Linked DNA regions of Homo sapiens: regions 1, 2 and 3 are each linked to region 4. Evidence: chromatin loops called from intact Hi-C (ENCODE). Cell type or tissue: ovary. All regions are shown on one strand.

Region 1 (5,000 bases), 85 kb after region 4:
CCCCTGGCCCCCACCCCAGGCCCTCCCTGACAGCCCCCACCACCAGGGGGATACAGAGCGGTGCCCAGCTCTGCCGGGGACAACAGAGACTGCCCAACATCCCACAGGGAAAGAGGCAGAAAAGACGCAAACTTCAAAGCTGTCCTCTGGGCTGCAGTAGTTCTGTGGACCTGGTGGCTGCCACGCTCGGGGAGCCGGTGAGAGGCTGACACACCCGCTGTATGACGCGGCCAGGCCAGGCTCTCCCCCAGGCAGCAGGTGGGCTCCCTCTCTGGGACCCGACACCACTCAGGAAGCTTTCATCAGGCCCACGAGTTGGGCTCCCCTTCAAGGGCCCACCTAGTGCCCAGAGTGGGGGCTGTCGATGCCAGCACACCCCAGCCCTGCCTGGGCCCACACCCCCTCAGTTCTTCTCTATCTGCTCAATGTCCAACTCGCCGTCCAGGGAGCAGAGGCTGTTCCCAGGGGCCCCGCGGTCCCGCCAGGCTGCAGCCGGCTCCGCTCTCCTGCCACAATCCTCGTCCAGGGCGCAGCTGTCTGACTCCTCACAGGACAGGTCCTCCTGGCAGGCGAGGTGGTCGTCGAAGGAAGGGGGAAGAGGCTCAGGGACCGGGGTCCCAGCGGGGGTCCTGCCCCCTGGGCCGGAGGCTGAGAGCAGGGCGGTCCAGGCCCTGGTGTTGCTGACGTGGCGGGCGAAGGGGCTCTGGGGACCGCAGTCCTCTGTCCCTGCGCTCAGGCAGCTGAGGCTGCTGAAGGTCTGACAGTTCTGTGGAGGGGCAGACACACAGGTTACTAAGGGTTACTCCCCTCCCGCAGCCCCAGGACTGCACACCCCACAAAGCAACTAGACCACCAGGCTGTGGCAAGACCAATCAAGTCCCGGGTTCCTCCTATCCAGGCAAGGACGGGCCCATGAGCAACGTACTCATGAAGATGCACCTCCGGCCAATGAGCGCTCTGTGCTCATAAAGACACGCGCAATTCCACTATTCACCTACTAACTCGGCAAAGCACACAAATTTGATGCAGACCCAGTTCTGGGGGGCTGCGGTGAAACAGGAATGCTCCTAACACTTCGTCCACAGCCTTTCTGAAGCGCAACCTGGGGAAAATATATCCAATTCCTTGATCAGGTAATTTCACTACTTGGATTTTTATCTTAAGAAAACATTCTAAGATGTGTGTAAAAATTTGGCAACATACCGTTAAATGGAAAAGAAGAGAGTAACCCAAACACCCTACAATGGTGGTGAAATCAATGTTTTTCAAGCAGGGACCTCTATGCAAACATAACTGACGCGCCGCGATACTTCCCTTGAGAAGGGATCTGACTTGGAGGAAGCCCAGGCTGTAACTGCCCCACACAGGGCGACACGACGCCCGCTCTACCCACTCTCCACAACCAGAGCGGGAGCCGCAGGCTAGAAGGGGCCGAGCTGAAGTCCTGAGCCTGGTGTGTAACAGAGCCATGCAGGGAGCTGGGGAAACATGAGTTCTCGGCCTCACCTGGAGACACAGAGTCTCTAGAAGGGAGTGGTCCTGTGCCCTCCACAGGTGCTGGGGACTGGGAGGTCTGATCTGCTGAGGAGGGGCCAGGCTCCAGGTTCTGGTGCTCGCCAGCTGGGGGCCTCATCTGGAAGAGGTGCATGATGCTCCCTGCCTGCCTTGCTGGGCCCTTTGAGGCCCCAGAGAGAGAGTAGGCTGCGCAGAAGCTTCTCCGCTCACCAAGTGTGCTCCCTCTGTGTGCTCCCAGGCACCAAGTGTGCTCCCAGGCTGGCCTGGGGCAGGAGGCAGCCTGGGGCCTGCCCGAGCGGCAGGCAGAGCTTGAACAGGATTTCAAGGGTACGCAGGCCAGTTCTGCTTGGCGTCAGCTGCCAGCGATGGGGGTAGGGCTGACACTGTGCACAAGTGGGTGCAGTTCAACACCTGCTCCCAGGGCAGAGCACAAAATCCAGCCTTCTCCTCAGAATGATGCACATGCCACAGACAGGACAGAGGCTGAGACAGTGAGGGGCACTCCCGGCGCAGTCCTGGATATCCCCAACCGGACTGCAGCAACGAGGTCGAATAGCAGAGGGGAGCGAGGGAAGAGCTGCGCACAGAGGGCAGGGGGGAATTCCAGCCTTTAGTTTCTTCCCAGCAGATGGGTGGGGACTGGGGAAGCAAAGCAGGGCCTTGGAGCACCCGCCGCCTCCCTCGCCGCACGCCTGCTGACGCCAAGACCACAGACCTGTCCCGAGGGCCTGATTCTTTCAAAGGCTGCAGTGTTTGTGTGTCTCTTTGAAATACAGGTGATCACTGGCTGTCACAGCCAACAAGCTGTTGAACCAGCCTCAGCGGATGGGAAATAAAAGGCGCTCTCTCTGGAGGAAGGTATATGTGCCTGCCATGGGCACGCTCATTGTTCCTGAACACTCGGTGGAGGAAGCCGTTCTGATGGGTTTGCTTTTTTTGGAATCTTTTGATTAACTGAGAAAGGTGAAGGCTGAGGTGTTGGGGGGAGCTCTGCACGGGAACTCAGGAGAGTGGCAGGGGCACCCATTAGACTGGAGATGCTGGCCCCCCAAGGAGCCACAGGTCCACCCTCTGGGCCATGGTGGGATTCGATGCAGCCCGGTGGTGTGCACACAGCACAATCCCCTCACCACGGCAGAGAGCTGGAGACGGCGACCCCTGCACAACAGCCCCAGGTTCCTCACCGGCTCCTGGCCAGGCCTGGACGATGGATCGGCAACCAGGATCCTCGCCTGCCCCTGGCCAGGCCTGGGCGATGGACCAGCAGCTCCCAAAGCGAACCTGCCGCTTGTGAGGTGGAAGCCCCAGTGCTTTCGAGGGGAGGGTCTCTGAGGCTCCTCCTGCTTCTCAGCCACCCTCTTGACTGGCCTAGACCTGAGCCAGGACAGAAGGAGAACTGAGTAGGGGGCACAAAACAGGGGCAAGATGGCCCAGCCTGGGTGGCCTCAGCCGTGTGTCCCGGGCTCTGCTGAGCCAGGCTGCCCCGACAGAGGAGGCCTAGGGTGAGGCCAGGATGCGTCAGGGCCTGAGGTCCCCGGGGAGCCTGACCCACCTTCTCCTGACCCTGGCTGAGCAGCCTGTTTCTTGGCCTGTAGAGCAGCCACGGTGTGTAAGGATAAATAATCATGTCCAGTCAAGGCCAGAGCAGCCCGGATGACATGCTGTGAACAGGTTCTAGGTGGGTGACAGGGCACTGAGGCCGACTGCCTTGGGTGTCAGCCACATCTGTTGAGATGCGTGTGCCTGACGCCCGAACGCGTGCCAGCGTTTTCTGCGAGCTGTCATGTGAGGGGCCTGGGGCGTGGCCTGCTGCGAGTGTTTTCTGTGGCCTCGCACGTGAACGCAGCAGGAGCGCAGCCTGCGCAATCGGACAGACGCCGCACAGCGCTTGTCTGTGCTCACCCTCTCGGTCCTGCTCGGAGCTTCCCACTGACCTCCTCTGGCATAAGGCGCAGGTAGCGGGGGTGCCTAACTTATGGCCACCATGATTGTGTGGGTCTCGGCACTAACCGTGGTGCTACGGTCGAAATTTGTGCCCCCCCCCCCCCCACCATTCCTCAGTGCAAAAGGTGGGGCCTCTGGGAGGTGATGAGGTCATGTAGGGGCCTTCACAGATGGGATGAGGGCCCATAACAGAGACTGGAGGGAGCGCAGGTGCCTCTCCAGCCAGACAAGGATGTGAGAAAGTGCCAACTATGAAGAGCAGGCCCTCACAAGACCCCGATCCTGTTGGCACCTGGATCTTGGACTTCCCAGCTTCTAACTAAGAAATACATTTCTGCGGTTTATACGTTCCCCAGTCTAAGGCATCTTTGTCACAGCAGCCCAAACAAAGTAAGACACTTTATGCATTAGCCATAGCCAGGCACGGGCACTGGAGACCCATTAGCTAGACCTTTCACAGACGTGTGGCTTTTGCCTCACTGCGCCCTGGAAGGGGCTGAGGTCAGACAGGCAATACAGAGGCAGACTCCATCCACATGGGCATCACGGCGCCAGGCAACTCTTCCACCTCTGGGCTGCAGCCAGCCTGCCTGCCGAGTCAGGGTGTTCAGGGCTATCTGGACTAATTGGGCCCTTTCTGCTGTGAAGCAGGGGGAGTCTACAAGGAAGGGCTGGTGAATCTCGTCACAAGCAAACCCCAGAATGCCACTGAGTCTCCAGTATTCTTCAAATATACCTGCTTCCTGGCCACAAAGCCAGCGAAACCTTGAGAATTCCGTTGACTCAAAACAGCCATTTCAGCCACAGTAAAAGAAAGCCAAGAACCACCCACTGTTTGCCCCAGCTGGTGGCGAGCCCCACCTGTCAGGAAGGAATGTGACTGCCACAATGGGGCGGTGTGTGTTCTGCCCAGAGCCCCATCCCTCGTGAGCAACCCCCATGCAGACACCCAGGGTGTGCCACACCCAGGCCCTGCAGCTGCCCTGTGCCCTCCATGCCCCGGGGCAAGGTCCCGCCCCAGAGTCTCCTAGCAGCTCTAGCTACCCCATGGAAGAACACTGCACAGGCAAGTTGGAAGCCTGGAGGCCTGTGTGCCCTCAAAAATGTCTGCAAAAAGCCGCAAAATGGCTAAGTTCAAAGTGCTGCATGAACACATTATTCCAAGGTGAAAGTGCTGCTCCAGGACCAACTGTCCCCCAGCCCGTCGACTTCTGCTCTCTTGACATCCAGCCCCAGCCCTGGGCTGGGCCACCTACTCTGGAACAGGCCTGCCCAGGTAAAAAGCTCAGTGGGAACTGTCCCTATGGCCTCAGGCTAGTGGCCAGGGACATGGATCAAGACCTACTCCTAGAGTCTGCAAAAGGCAGACCACAGCAGCCTGCTAGAGAGGCAACTTTGGGATGGAGGCCCTGCCTTTTCCATCAGACCCCCTAGACCTCAGCTCTAGCCACCAAAGAGGCCCTGGCCATTCCCGCTGGCCCCAGCTGGGGTTTCCTGCTCAGCCTGCCCCAGCCGGCCTCCCTAGGGCTTCCCAGCTTGGA
Region 2 (5,000 bases), 520 kb after region 4:
TGCACACACAGTGCTGCGTCCTCACAAGATGCCTCCTGGGCACCGTCCCATAAAGGTGCTCTCACCTGATCTAACCATCCATTCCTCTCCCCCTGAGTTTTGCCTTTTCCAAGCTAACCGCCAAGGATCTGGAGGACGGTGTTCACACAGCGAGGCATGGGCGTGTGTCGCAACTATTCCCCTGTTGAAATGTGAAGCCACGGCCGGGCGCGGTGGCTTACACCTGTAATCCCAGCACTTTGGGAGGCTGAGGCGGGCAGATCACCTGAGGTCAGGAGTTTGAGACCAGCCTGGCCAACATGGCAAAACCCCAACTCTACTAAAAATACAAAGATTAGTCAGGTGTGGTGGCGCGGTGGGCAGATCACCTGAGGCCGGGAGTTCGAGACTAGCCCGGCCAACATGACGAAACCCGTCTCTACTAAAAATACAAAAATTAGCCAGGTGTGGTGGCACACACCTGTAATCTCCACAACTCAGGACGCTGAGGCAGAAGAATCATTTGAACCCGGGAGGCGGTGGCTGCAGTGAACCAAGATTATGCCACTGCACTCCAGCCTGGGCGACAGGGTGAGACTCTGTCTCAAAATAAAAAGGCACAGAGAGATCAGAGAATCAAGTCTACCAAATTCTTCACACGGAGATTCCACCACCACCAAAAGCACATCCCCACGGTCAGGCAGGTGACGAGGACCTTCAGGAGATTTCCTTACCACTAGGATGGGCAGGGGGAGGCTTCTGCATGGATACCGGAGGCTCACTGCGTGAACCTTCTGGAGACGGCACTGTCACTTTTGTCTCCTTTGCTGGTGCTAAACAAAGTGTGGGCGGTGGGGGTGGGAGGCGTGTTTAAGTAAAAAGGAGACACAAGCAATGCTAGTTGTTTCAGGATCCTGCTGGGTTTTGTTGGCTTATAGAGGAGAAAATCAGCGATATGAAGGTACGTGAGGGGTAAGACATACGCAATTTCACTTCAGAAATGTGAATTGAGGCCGGGCATGGTGTTTCACGCTTGGAATCCCAGCACTTTGGGAGGCTGAGGCGGGCAGGTCACTTGAGGTCAGGAGTTCAACACCAACCTGGCCAACATAGCAAAACCCCGTCTCTACTTAAAATACAAAAAATTAGCCGGGTGTGGTGGTGCACGCCTGTAATCCCAGCTACTCGGGAGGCTGAAGCATTAGAATGGCTTGAACCTGGGAGGTGGAGGTTGCAGTGAGCAGAGATTGCATCACTGCACTCCAGCCAAAAGTGACATGATTTAGATGGAATTTACTCCAGACCCAAGGCTTGTCACCACCAACCCATCCTGATCCACACCTGACCTGGACCCATTAGCCTAATGTCCACGCTAAGATTTTCACACTGTTTTTTGACGTCGACCCCAGAAGCCATGCTCCAAGGCCACTGACACTGCATCAGTGGGCAGCTCAGTGTGCTGCCCCTCTCGCCCCGCCAATTTCCTGCCCGCCCACCCCCACCAGCTCCAGGAGGCGGAATCTGTCAGCTTGTCAGCGTTTGTCTGGATTCACTGGGAGTCAGGAAGGGGCCTGTTTGGGAGCTTGTGTTGGGTCTGGCTTTGCTGATCTTTTGTGGGGAGACACTTAGGATGAAATGGGGTAAAGGACAGAAAAGGCTCACCTGCAGGACCTCGCGGGTTAGCCACGAGTCTGACACACCTGAGCCTGCCCCACTGCCCATCCCTGGAGTCATCCTTCCCGGGGGCCAAAGGCTCTTCCATGTCACTTTAGTTATCATATGGCGGGCAGATTCGAACCGTCTATCCCAGTCACTCTTTTGAAGAGTGAACAATATGGAGAATGTGAACATATGTGGCCACGCAGCTGATGTACACAAGCATTCCCCACAGCCATTTATTTTAAGGCACCGTGTGCTATTTTTATCCTCCACAGAAATGCTGCCAAGGGAATCCGCAGAGGAAAACAAAGCTCTGGAGCTGAGCGGGTTACTCTGACTTCACTCTTCACACGACAAATGATCATAGCATACTATTTGCCACCTTGTCTCAGAGACAAATGTCATGAAATAAGTCACTCGTCATTATTTGAGTTCAAGTACTTTTTCTTAAAACATGGCTTTTAAACAGAAATGCATTTTTCCTTAACTACTGGTCATGATATTCCATTCCCCCCACGTGTGTGTGTGTGTGTGTGTGTGTGTGTGTGTGTGTGTACATGTGTGTGTCTGTTGCGGCTTACCTGCAACACTGGTTCTGAGCAAGTGAAAAACTTGCAAATGTGTTGTGGAAGAGAATGGCAATGCTCATCCCCAGCAGGGAACGTTCCCGAGTTTCCATCTCTGCCTGTGATTATGTGCAGGGCAGTCATGCGGAAGAGGGATTGGGTGTATTCTGCGTGGGCAGAACCATGACCAGGAGAGAGGGGAAGCCAAGAGGAGAGATTGCAGATGGATAAAGAAGTTTCTCACAGTCGAGGAATAAGAAGCACACGGGCAGGCTTCCCCAGAGAGGCCGGTGCCCCAACCTAGAGGACACGAAGCCGAGGCCAGGACTGTGGACCGCAGCTGGAGACCCCTCTTGACCCGCGGGGGCTGGTGTGCTAAGGTGCAAAGGGAGGAAAGAGCAACATGCAGGGTGACACCTGCAGACAGTTCTCCCTGTTCTGGAATCTTCCGGTCGGCCCCAGGGGTGCACGCTAGGGCAGCCCATAGCCAGCCCCTGCTAGATCCCGGCTCCCGGCAACCCTCAATGCTGAACTCTCCCAGGATTCCTGCGGTGGCAAACAGCCCTGGTATGTACCATTTTATTTTCACTCAAAACATCCTTCCTGGGACCATCCCAGCAAGCTGAGCATACTATTTTCAACTAAGGCCCTGGCATTGTCTAGGAATGTTTTCAGGGCTAAGCAAATTGCTAAAGCAAACATCTTATTTTCGTCTGCAAGGACAGCCAAGCGCTGTAAAAATACTTCCCGATAGGACTTCCAGTGGAACGGCCCCCTCTGGTGGCGCTGTTGGCACCAGACACTCTGGTTCAGGGGAAAGCTCTCGCTGGGCATCCGGGGCGACACCCACACTTCCCTTGACGGTGGCTCCACTGGCAGCCGCCCTGCTCCACACCCCTAGCTGCCCCAGGGGAAGGCCAGAGAAGGCCTGTGGACAGGAAGGGGTACAGGCCCTGCAGCGCCAGGAACAGGACCTCCCTCACCTCTCCTCCTCCTTGCTCCAAGGAACAGCCAGTTTGACACCAAATCCCACACATCCCAGTTCCAGGAGTGGCCTGGGACTCAGACACCAGGTGATCTGGGTATGGGAGGATATAACAGCGTCTACGGCAGCAAAGCCTGAGGCCCCCACACCAAGCCAGAGGCAACTGAGAGCTGGTACCACAGGCCAGACGGAGCCCCCGTGCAGCATCCTGGACCTGTGAGCTGGCCTGCATTCCTGGGTTCTCAGATGCACCTCGGTGAGGTGCCACCTCCTCACGGTCACTGCAACTGTCACACCCTTACTGAGAGGAGCAGCTGTAGCAATAAGCAGGCTCCCCGGCTCACGGCATCCTGGACACTGTTCCCGTCACTTTGCATGAATTCACTCATTCCTCCCAACAGTCTTAGGAACCAGGTATGCTTTCCTCATCTAAAATGACTAAACAGAGGCCCAGGGTAGAAAACAACGGGCCAAAGACACAGCTGGGGTGGAGGTGGGACCGAAGCCGGGTAGCCCAGGGATCGTCCACGCCCTGAGTTTGTGATGGACCTAAACTCCTGTGTGTTTCACTTCCTGTTTCAATTGCTAAACCGAGAGGGCCCTTAGCGACTGCTCCCACCAGGGCTGGAGAAGCAGAACCCAGCGGACTCAAAACGGTGCCTACAGGGGAAAACGGGGTGAGCAGGGGACGACTGAGTCCAGCCTCGGTTCTGGACTACTAGAAAGAGGTGCCCCTGAATGGGGGGACACAGGGGTGCTCTCAAAACTCAGCAAATGTTAGTCCTTTTATTTTAGGAAAATACACTGAACTATTTGTTGATGTAATAGAAGCTAGGGTTTACTGTATAATGGCCTAGTAGGGTGTGTCTGTAAGAGAACGCACGTGAAATGAGGGTGATGAGGACATCTGCTTTTTTAAGTCTGTCCTGTTTAAAGCTCTAACACTGTAACGTGGGGACAACTCTGAAGGCTGCGGGGAGGTTCTGGGACAGCAGACACCCGCTGGCAGCACGCAGCAGAACTCAGCGCGAGGGGTTAGAGTTAGGGTTAGGGTCGCTGCCATCAGTAATAAAAAATACGGAGGGACCGGGTGCGGTAGCTCACACCTATAATCCCAGCACTTTGGGAAGCCAAGGCAGCTGGATCACCTGAGGTCAGTTTAAGACCAGCCTGGTCAACATGATGAAACCTCCTCTCTACTAAAAATACAAAAAATTAGCCGGGTGCGGTGGCACACGCCTGTAATCCCAGCTACTCAGGAGGGTTGAGGCAGGATAATCTCTTGAACCTGGGAGATGGAGGTTGCACTGAGCTGAGATTGCGCCACTGGGCGCCTGGGCAACAAAGCGAGACTCTATCTCAAAAAAATAAAATAAAATAAAAAATAAACCACTGAGGGCACCCAAGGAACAACATCTGCTGTGCACCCGTTTTCCTAATGGCCCCAAGAGAGGCTGGCTGAACAGACAACTATGCTCAGATGATCTTTCTGGCGTTCCAGTGAGCAGGCTGGGCCTCCACAGGAAGAGAGCTCAGCCAAAGAAAGGACAGCTCCCCAGCAGCGAGGCAGGGCCCTGGGCAGCTGTGCACAGCCTCGGCCAGCCTCGAGCTGGACCTCAGCCGCAACTGTGTGCTGTGCTAAATGGCCATCATTGGTGGAACCAAAAACGAACAATGGGAAAATTATCACATTATCCTTCTACGAAGCAATCTGGAAAGCTAATTACGTGTTACTCTGCGCACATCTTCATCTCTGATGTGGAAACAGCATGGGCGAATCGGTCTGGTGGGGAAAAACATCATACTTAAGA
Region 3 (5,000 bases), 92 kb after region 4:
AACCCATCTCTGGTAAATCTGGATTTTGCGTGAAGGCCGTACTCTTTCTCACAGGAAGCTGCTGCCCCTGCCCCTGGGGCCAGAGGGGTCAGGTGGTGGTGGCTTCTTTTCCTCTGAGGCTGCAGGTGCTAGAGATGCCTCGAAGGCTGTGGGCATGGCCAACCTTTCCCTAGGGGCTGACTGCCCAGGCTCTGCAGGGCCCTTCCCCTGGGCATCTGGTCTTCTGCTGCTGCCCAGCCACCTCCTGTGTAGGCCAGGTCAGCTGCTCGCCCAGGGCCGTGTTGGTGCCCAGTCTTAAAAAGGGATAGCATCAGCCAAGCGGGGTGGCTCACACCTGTCATCCCACAACTTTGGGAGGCCAAGGCAGGTGGATTGCTTGAGCCCAGGAGTTTGAGATCAGCCTGGGCAACATGGCAAAACCCCATTTCTACCAAAAAAACTAAAAATTAGCCTGACATAGTGGCGCATGCCTGTGGTCCCCGCTACTCGGGAGGCTGAGGTGGGAGGATCACTGAAGCCCAGGTGGCAGAGGTCGCAGTGAGCCGAGATTGCACCACTGTACTCCAGCCTGGGCAACAGGGCAAGACCTGTCTCTCCAAAAAAAGAAAAGCGGGGGACAGCATCATGCCCAGCCCATTTTTGTGAAATGCTTACCACCTTTGGACCCCAAAGAGGCAGCCCTTCTGAGTCTGGACTGCCTCCTTACCCTCAGGAATCAGGGCAACACTGGCAGCAAAACCCAGATGGGGAAGCCAGGTTGCCAGGGCCTGAAAATAGGGAAATCAGGTTGCCAGGAGCGGGAAGGTACTCCAGGGCCCTGGAAGCTCCACTGATTTGGCAATGGATACTCAAGACTCTTCCCAGACCACAGGTTCTAGAAGCAAATGGCCCAGTGGGGGTGGTAAATATCTTCAGGGTGGAAGGCTGGCCCTGGTCAGTTACTAGGAAAGTTCCCACCTTCCTGTGACAGTTTCCTTAGCTCATTTCTGCAGAGGCCAACAAATGTGTACTGAGCGCCTGCCACATGCCAGCCAGACTGTGGTCACCCCGTTCCAGAAGCCAGTACAGCAGGGGACAGACTTTGGCGGCACTGTCTCAGACTGGTCAGACTCACAGGGCAGGCGCCATTTTTCCTTTTCTGTGGACAAGGTATCTTGCCCCAAATCTGACATCCCCTCCAGATCTGGGAGGCCCAGGTGGTGCCAGAGCCAGGTATGCTGTGTGGCGGCCAGTCCAGGCCACGCTGAGTCACTTCGGGAAGGGTGGCACCAGCTTGGGGCTCTCTCCATGGTCTCCACACCCCCAGCCATCCCTTGGCCTTGCTGTCCCCGCTCTGGTGGCTCTCTTGGGGCCCTCATGCTGTGCATCCTGGGGGCACCCCTCCCGCTGGATTCTTTACACAGTGTAGCCTTGCCTACGGTAACTCGAGGCCTAGGACCCAGCTGGGGACAAGGACTCTAAGGAAAATTACCTATGGCCTCCGGAGGCTGAAGGAGTGGGGGAAGGAGGAGTTGATCTTGGGGACAGCCCATCCCCAGCCCAGACACCTAAAATCCCAGGCCTCTGAAGACGGACCTAGGGCCAGCAGGCCCAGCCTACTATCTCCCCTGCCAGACCCAAGGAAGGCAAGCGTGGGCTCCAGCAGGTGCCCTGTGGACTCCACTCATCCCGTGGGCTATCAGCAACAGAGGGTTACTCATAACGGAGCCCTAGAAAGTCACTCCGTTGGCCTGGGGAGTTGTCAAGTTCACCAGAGTGGTGCTCATCGGGCCAAACCCGCCACGCAGGCCAGAGCCCGGCCACCACTCTCGGGCTGGCCTTTCCCAAGGCCCCTCTTCCTCAGGCTCTGCTTCCTGGGCCCTCCGCCCTTGCTGCTCCCACTCAGGCTCTGACTCCTTCTATAGCAAACCTCTTTCAGCCACATAAACCCCCTCTGCACCAGCCCTGGGTCAGCACCATCCTGACGGCCCCGCCCTGTCTCCCTCTTCACTGGCAGATTCCTTCTCTCCCACCAAAACCCGCCTCTGCAGCAGCCACTCCGGAAGCAGGCCCAAGCTCCTGTGTGTACCCCATTTCCTGCCAAGCGTGCAGGGAACCCTGACCCCACATGCCACGGCCTGGTTCACAGTGGGTGCATCGTGCAGCCTGGGGGCAGAGGGTAGGTAGGAAGGAAGGGCCCACCCGGTCGGCCCTCCCAACTGGGCCTCTGTTTGCACAGCCCTGGGGTCCTGAGGCCTACACCCCAGGATGCCGTGGGTAAGAACAGACCTTGGAGGCCCAGAGCCACGCGTGTCCTCTGAATGGTGGCCAACCCAGGGGCCCCTCTCCGAGGGCACCCCACAGGCCACACGGTGGCGACGTTTCTGCACCAGGCCCCAGATGGCAGATGGCCTGCCCGAACACAGAAGGTGTGGGAGCTGACGCCAAAGGGCCTCCCGGTGCTCTCACAATTGGAAAACAAACATTTTGTTTCTGTGGTGTACATTCCAGCCAGCACACACTCAGGACAGGACTCGTGAAACCACCTCGCTCGCAGCTTGGCGTGAAGAGAATTCTTTGCCTAACAAAAGTCAAGGGACCTTTCCAAAGCACACAGGGTTCTGGCGGGGGGCCGAGGCTAATGTACTGCCTGCGCCCACAGACCTTGAATAGAGTCGACCAGCAGGGCTCACAGTTTTGGGGGTGGCTTCTGAGCAGGACTAGCGATGCAGAAGGTATGTCCAAGGCTCTCAGAGGGGCTGGTGGGCACTCGTTCGCATTCAGCTGCCTGGGGCCACATCGGGGTGCTGAAGACAGGACTGCTGAGCACGGCCTCTGGGCTCCACCCCAGCAGCTCACAACTCTGTTCCAGATATTGTCTTCCATGGAGGGCACACTCTTGGAGAAGTGAGCAAATCACCAACTGGTTTAGCCACTCTTGCAGATGAGCAGACAGAGGCCGAGTGAGGAGAAGGGACATGCCCCAGACTGCACAGCTGCGTGATGTGCAATCGCACCCCATCACTCTGGGCTGTGCTCAGGAAAGCATGCAGTCCTCCGGCAGGACGGTGGGGTAGTATGGGCTGGACAGGCCTGGGCTGGAATCCCAGCTCGGGTGTGCCCTGAGGGAACTTGGCAAATCATTAAACTTCTGTGCCTCAGTTTCTCATGTGTACAAGGCTAATAAGAGCCTCAAAGCCTCAGAAGTGTTTGGAGGGATAAATAGAGACCACCAAGGGTGCGATCCCCCCTTCCCACACTCCACCCCACAACTGTGCCTCTGTCTCTCTGTGGACACAGCAAGGCCACAGCAAAGGGGTCTGGGAGCTCTGCTTATATCCAACCACTCTTGCTAACAACAATCTGCTTTCAAGAGCAAGAAGACACGCCAGCAACACAAAAGATAAAATACCCAGGAATGAACTTATAAGAACTGGGAAAATTGATAGAAAAAAAAAAAAAAAACTTTAAAGAACAGAAAAGCAAGACTGAACAAATAGAAATAAATCCTGTGTGAGGGATAGGAAGACTCAACCTCAAAAAGGTGTAAATTCTCCCTAAATTAATTCAGAAGTCTAATATGATCCCAATCTAAAATATCAACAGTACTCCCAATCCCCATGGTCTTAAGACAGACTAATTTTCAAGTTTTTAATGAAAAAATAAACAAGTGAGATTAGTCAGGAAAACTCTGTAAAGAACAGTGGGGAAGCTAACCCTCCTAGACTAGCCCGTACCATATAATATGCCAAAACACATTACTAAGCCTCCATAACTAAAACAGCATATTAGTATGAACGTACATGCATACCTACAGAGACCAATGAAACAGAATGTTCTGAAATAGACCCAGTTTGGTATATGATAAGGGTAGAATCTCAAAGCAGAGGAGAAAAGATGGCATTCTCAACAGATGGTACTGAAACAGACAGGCAGCTACATTAAAGAAAATGCTGGCTCCATACTCACACCACATACAAGATAAACTCAACACAGACCAAAGAGTGTAATATAACCCATCAAAGTACTAGAAGAAAACAGGAGACTTCCTTTATCATCTCGTGAGAAAAAAAGGCCTTTCTAAAACTCAAAATCCAGAGCCATAAAAGAAATAAGTAATAAATTTGATAAAAACATTTACATGTCAAAAAATGCCAAAAGCACTGGTAGGAATGTAAGATGGTACAGTCGTTGCGGAGAACAGTTTGGCAGCTTCTCAAAATGTTCAACACAGAGTTACCATCAGACCCAGCAATTCCATGTCTAAGAAATGAAAACATATGTCTATGTAGAAACTTGTACACAAACATTTACAACAGTGTTATTCAAAATATCCAAAAAGTAGAAACAGCCCAAATGTCTATCAACTGGTGAATGGACACATAAAATGTGGTCTAGCTGTACAACAGAATATTATTTGGCCATAAAAAGAAAGGAGATACTGATACATGCTACGGTGTGGATGACCCTTGAAAGCATGACGCTAAGTGAAGGAAGCCAGACGCAAAAGGCCACATATTTCATGGATCCATTGATATGAAATGTCCAGAATAGGGAAACCCACTGATACGGTTTGGCTGTGTCCCCACCCAAATCTCATCTTGAATTGTAGTTCCCATAATCCCCACGTTTCGTGGGAGGGACGCAGTGGAAGGTAACTGAATCATGGGGGCAGTTACCTTCATGCTACTCTTGTGATAGTTAGTTCTCACGAGAGCTGATGGTTTTATAAGGGGCTTTGTTCAGCACTTCTCTCACCTGCCGCCATGTGAAGAAGGATGTGTTTGCTTCCCCTTCCGCCATGACTGTAAGTTTCCAGAGGCCTCCCCGGCCATGTGGAACTGTGAGTCAATTAAGACTCTTTCCTTTAAAATTACCCAGTCTCAAGTATTTCCTTATGGCAACGTGAGGACGCACTAATACACCCATGGAGACAGAACACAGTTTTGTGGTTGCCAGTGGCTGGGAGTGGTGGTGGCTGAAGGGGACGGGGAGTGACTGCTAAGGGGTATGGACTTTCT
Region 4 (5,000 bases):
GTGTGTGGGTCTGTGCCCCTTTCATGTGCTGCCACAGGGCCCACGAGTGTGCTGAAAGGGAAGGACACGGCCAAGGGGCCATGGTGGACAGGAGACCTTCTTGGGGGTTCGGTGGTGTCCTTGACCCCACTCTGACTGAGCACTGCCCCAAGGCACTGCCATTCCAGGCCCCCTTCCCTGAGCCTCCCACCCCAGGCCCACCCACCTGCTGGGTCCTCCCACCTGCGGGGCCCGCCATGCGGGGTCACCATGCGAGTCTCACCATGCAGGGTCACCACACGAGTCTCACCATGCAGGGTCACCACGCGAGTCTCACCATGCAGGGTCACCATGCGGGGTCACCATGTGGGGTCACCATGCGGGGCTCACCATGTGGGGCTTCAGGAGCTTGCTGAGCACCCTCCCCACCCACGGTCACTCTCCCTGGGGTCTGTAAGCCTCCCTGGGCCTGAGCAGCTCCCAGCCTTGCTGCTGCCTTTCCACTTCCTGGCAGTGAGGTCTCCTGGGTGCCTTCTCTCAGCCCTTTGGGATGTTTTTTGTGAGGAAGGGAGGCTTTGATGCTGTGGAGCATCTGTAGTGCCCACTCCAGTGGCTTCACAGGAGCAGCAGGCTGTTTGTTCTGAGCTGTTCCACCTTGTGCCTGCCAGAGGGGAGATAGTGGACAGGCCTCCCTCCCCCCAAGTGGTGGGGTGGACCCCCTGCCCGCTGTGGCCCCATACCTGGGGGCCACACACCACTGCCCTGGGCCGTGCAGCTGCTATGAAGAGTGTGCTGCTGAGACCCTGGAAGAGACGGAGGATGAAATTGTGTTGCCAGATAGTCCATTTGTTGTTCTGAGACTCGCATGCCTGGGAGAATCCTGGGAATTAACTAGCTCCTTCTCTCCCATCCCATTTTACAGAAAAGTGAGACCCAAGGTGGTTTCTGACTTGCCCAGAGGTCATAACTGCTTGGACAGTCATGGTCCTCAGAGCCCACGTTTGCTGACCAGTGCAGGCTCTCACAGCCACTCAGCTCCTGCAGCCGTGGCGTGGCAGAGGAGGGAAGCACTTCCTGGGATTTATGCTGCCTCCCTGACATTTCAAGGCCCTTCATTTCTCTAAATATTGGAGGAGTTGAATTATTTTTAGTTGAGCCTCAAGGGATCAGAGAATAAGCTTGCAGCAACGTTGGCAGATGGGCTTCTTCTAGCAGAGAGTGGTTATTCGGGGCCTCTTATTGAGAGAATCGGGTGATTTGAGGAAATCTGGGGTGTCCTGAGGCATACCAGAGGACCCCCAAGTTTTTCCTGTGGCTCGTCTGCCATCAGGAAACCAAAATGACTCCCCTCGTCCTGAGCTCTCCAGGGTGTGGACCTGGAATGCTTAAGGGGAGGCAATGGCATATCTTTAAGATGAGCACAGCTCCGGAGCCACTCGAGCACCCAAGGCCACGTCCTGCTCAGGGCACTTCGGGCCTCAGTTTCCTTATCTTTAAAATGGACAGAGTTGGCCGGGTGAGGTGGCCCTGCCTGTAATCCCAGCACTTTGGGAGGCCAAGGCTGGCAGATTGCTTGAGCCCAGGAGTTTGAAGCCAGCCTGGGCAACATGGCGAAACCCCATCTCTACTACAAGTACAAAAATTTGGCCGGGCATGGTGGCTCATGCTTGTAATCCCAGCACTTTGGGAGGCCAAGGAGAGCGGATCACTTGAGGCCAGAAGCTCGAGACCGCCTCTACTAAAAATACAAAAATTAGCCAGGCGTGGTGGCTCACGCCTGTAATCTCAGCTACTCGGGTGGCTGAGGCAGGAGAATCACTTGAACCTGGGAAGTAGAGGTTGCAGTGAGCTGAGATCGTGCCACTGCACTCTAGCCTGGGCGACAGAGCAAAACCCTGTCTCAAAAAAAAAAAAAAAAATTAGTCAGGCATGGTGGCACACACCTGTAGTCCCAGCTACTCAGGAGGCTGAGGTGGGAGGATTGTTTGAGCCCAGAAGGTTGAGGCTGCATTGAGCTGAGATTGCACCACTGCACTCCAGCCTGGGCGACAGAGCGAGACCCTGTCTCAAAAAAATAAAATAGACATAATAAGAGTACCTACCACCTACGGCTGGGGAGACCAGAATGAGATATCCTGCCAAAAGCACTCACCGCACTTCCTGGCACACAGCAAGGGTTCAGCAGTTACCCGCTTCTGCTCATTTTCTTGGTGTTCTCATCAGTATGATTATTTAGGGAAACTTGGGTCCCCAGATAACCGTGGGGAGGGGAGGGTTTACCTGCAGGTGCCCTGGCCCAGCCGTTCATGCAGCGCCGTGCTGTTTCTGTGTCTGTGCGCTTCGGTGGAGATGCTGTGGGTGGGTGGGCAGGTGTGCCTTGTGCTGTGGCCTCCCGAGACAAGGAGGGCTCCCACCTAAGCAGGGTCCTGCAGCCCAGGCACATAGCCCTGCCCTGGCCCTCCAGGTCCACACGGCTGTGGGTTCCCACCAGGGGGCGGCAGGGACTTGCGGCCGGGGACCCAGCCTGGTTTCTCCCGCTTTGCTTCGTGGCCAGGCTAGGGCCAGGGGGGCTGCGCAGGATGGGGCCTTTTCACCACTGCCTGGAGCCGCTCGCCCACCAACCCCACTGACGGCTCTCAGTTTCCCTTTCCCCGAGCGCCCTTCACCCTGAGGCACAGCACAGCCTCGTGCTCCTGGCCCCACTGGCCTGCTCCCTTAAGCTGAGTTTTGCCTTTGCAGTTTGAGTGACATTTTTGCTGGGGATCCGGGGCTGCTCGGGGTGGCCTCGCACACCCCTGCACTTTGGCTGCCTGGAACGTGGCTTGGGGTTCACGGTGCTCCATGGTTTGACTCACAGGCAGGGTTCCAGCAGCAGCAGAGAGAAAGAGCATCTTCTCCAGCCGGCCCTACAGAGGCCCCGGGACCCCAAAGGCTGCACTGAGGTGGCCACCAAAACCAGGGGGCAGAGTCCTCCTAAGTTCTGGCCCTAGATCTAGGCTCCAGATCTCCCGGGAGTTGGATCCAGAGGAACCTGGGCTCACTTCTTTAGCAGGTTCTGGACACACGATGCCTTTAGGGGCTCAAGAAAATGTTTAATTTATTTTAAAATTAGAAGGAAAATATCTCTGGAACATTTAGGGCCAAAGAAAATGTTTTAATGTTTTTTCTCACTTTAGAAATAATAATTCAAAAATCCATTAAATTATTTAACAGCTTTTTTAATGGAGGAAGGGGCCCCCCAAATCACAAAGTGGCCCTGGGCCCTGGGATGGCCGGAGGAGAGCCTGCCATACCCACGCAGTGTGCCTGAGTCCTGGAGTGCGATGTATTCTGAGCCACCCAGAATGGTGAGTCACCAAGAGGCAGCTTGGAGGTGGGCCGCTGCCCCTGCACACTGTGCTTGGGGGACACAGCCGACACGACCAGCCTGCAGTACCAGGATAGACAATTTGGGCTGGAGCCAAACTTGATCAGAGGGAGGCTGACTTTATCGAGGGCTGCTTTGTGGCGGGCGTTCATTGTGGAAAGAGCCCAGGAAGGAGCTCTCTGCCTTGCAAGAACATTGCCTGTGGCTCAAAATGGCCACATGGGATGCAGTTCCTGAGGTGGCAGAAGAGCCAGCCTCTGCTAGCCCCAGACCTAACGGAGTTGCGGCTCATGGCCACCCTGAGGAATTCCACCTGGGCGTTTGGTGTCCCTAGCATATCTCGAATGGCAGGCTGAGGCTCGAAAGTCTCATGCCTGTCTGCAGGACCCCCGCGTGAGCCTGGGACCACCCGTGGGGACAGTGTGTGTCTAGGCAAATGCCTTGGGCACTCGAGGGGGCACTGAGGCCCTGGAGGGCTTCTGTGGGTGGGAGTTCCCATGACGTCATCCCTCAGTACAAGCTACGAGGGCTTCTTAGAACACGCTGGACACTGGGGAGGGCTCTAATGGTATTTGCACAAATTTGCAATGTTGGAGACCAGAGTGGAGTGGGCTGGGCGGGCCAGGCCCCGGCCCAGATGGGGTGACCTTTCCTTCACCCCTACTTCCCCACTGCAAGGGTGCTGCCTCCCCAGCTCCTACCTGGGGAGATGCTGACATCTGGTCATTCGCAGAGTGCCCTGTGCCCACATGCTGTCCCTGTCCAGACATGAAACGGACAGCAGGAGGGGGCTTTGAGGGGTCTCTCCTGAGACACCTCTCCAGCTGAGGCTCCTGGAGTTGGAAGCCCCTGCAGACTCGGTGGCTGCCTCACCAAAGGCTCCATCTGCATTTGCCCCCATGACCTTCCCACTGTGCCTGGGACCGCAGTTAGAGCTGACCAGCACCTGGGGCAGTCTGGGGTCTGGGGCTGGCGTTCGGGCCAGCATGGAACACAGATGCCTTCAGTGGCTCTGGTGGGCACGGGGCTTGCACAGATCGGACTGTGACCCCAGGCTGTGGGACTCAGCCACCAAGCGCCTTCACTTATTTACTGACCTTGAAGTTATCCAGCACTTATGTGTTTACAGATACCTGCACAACAGCCAGAGAGGTACGAATACATCTCCACCTACAGGTGAGGGCACAGAGAGGTTAGGACCCACCTGAGGGGATGCAGCCAGCAGGTGGGACTTGGGCCCTGGCAGTCTGTTTCCAGCCTGTGTGCTCAGGTCCAGGGTCTCCCTGGGACTGGAGAGGGCGCTGGGGGAATGGAGCCGCCTCCTGCATCAGAGCTTCTCCTGCTCCAGTTCAGCCTGCAGCTCTCCTGCATCCCCAGGTGGGGACCAGAGAGAGGGGCAGGCTGGTACCAGCCTGGGGGAGGGGGCAGTTACCAGAAGACCTTGGTCCCCATCCCAGCCCTGTGCACCCTGGGGCCCAGCCAGGCTGGAGGCCCATTTTTCCCAGAAGCCCACCTCTCTGCCTCCTTCCAGGGGCTCACCCCGCCCTGCTGCCTCTTCTTGATCGCCTCCTTGCCCCTACTCTCCCCTCTGCCCTCTCGCCTCCCCTCACGTTCATGGGGTTTTGTGGACGCGCCTGCCTGCCTTTCATCAGTG

Evidence for each region. Peaks named below come from ENCODE experiments on the same cell type or tissue, not always from the same donor. Only the 100,000 strongest peaks of a DNase experiment are listed, where the experiment ranks them.
Region 1: a loop joins it to region 4, with 2.0 times the contacts of the local background. A loop is called at or near these places in 39 of 110 quality-filtered maps.
Region 2: it touches region 4 in a loop (4-fold over the local background); 9 of 110 quality-filtered maps call a loop at or near these places.
Region 3: it touches region 4 in a loop (2.7-fold over the local background); 37 of 110 quality-filtered maps call a loop at or near these places.

What each region holds. Positions count from the first base shown.
Region 1 is chr10:124,622,839-124,627,838 of GRCh38, forward strand. FAM53B (family with sequence similarity 53 member B) reads right to left here. Exons shown (of 5, transcript NM_014661.4): 5 at 1-766. The coding sequence ends at 404. Among named protein-coding and RNA genes, the nearest start is that of FAM53B-AS1, 79 kb to the right of the region's middle. RefSeq lists enhancers at 2,230-3,185, 3,186-4,141, 4,142-5,000. In ovary, no CTCF peak of the experiment used is centred here; no DNase peak of the experiment used is centred here; H3K27ac peaks cover 40 bases.
Region 2 is chr10:125,058,309-125,063,308 of GRCh38, forward strand. All of the region lies in intron 2 of CTBP2 (C-terminal binding protein 2), which reads right to left. Among named protein-coding and RNA genes, the nearest start is that of MIR4296, 28 kb to the left of the region's middle. RefSeq lists enhancers at 1-214, 215-962, 3,380-3,429, 3,840-3,919, 4,675-5,000 and a silencer at 3,300-3,501. In ovary, a CTCF peak has its summit at 2,980 (motif pointing left); DNase peaks (open chromatin) are centred at 2,690 and 2,993; H3K27ac peaks cover 3,951 bases.
Region 3 is chr10:124,629,819-124,634,818 of GRCh38, forward strand. The region is part of intron 4 of FAM53B (family with sequence similarity 53 member B); the gene reads right to left. Among named protein-coding and RNA genes, the nearest start is that of FAM53B-AS1, 72 kb to the right of the region's middle. RefSeq lists an enhancer at 33-885. In ovary, a CTCF peak has its summit at 2,335 (motif pointing right); a DNase peak (open chromatin) is centred at 2,503; H3K27ac peaks cover 2,051 bases.
Region 4 is chr10:124,537,855-124,542,854 of GRCh38, forward strand. The region is part of intron 6 of LHPP (phospholysine phosphohistidine inorganic pyrophosphate phosphatase); the gene reads left to right. Among named protein-coding and RNA genes, the nearest start is that of LHPP, 79 kb to the left of the region's middle. RefSeq lists an enhancer at 1,983-2,483. In ovary, a CTCF peak has its summit at 2,446 (motif pointing right); a DNase peak (open chromatin) is centred at 2,477; H3K27ac peaks cover 955 bases.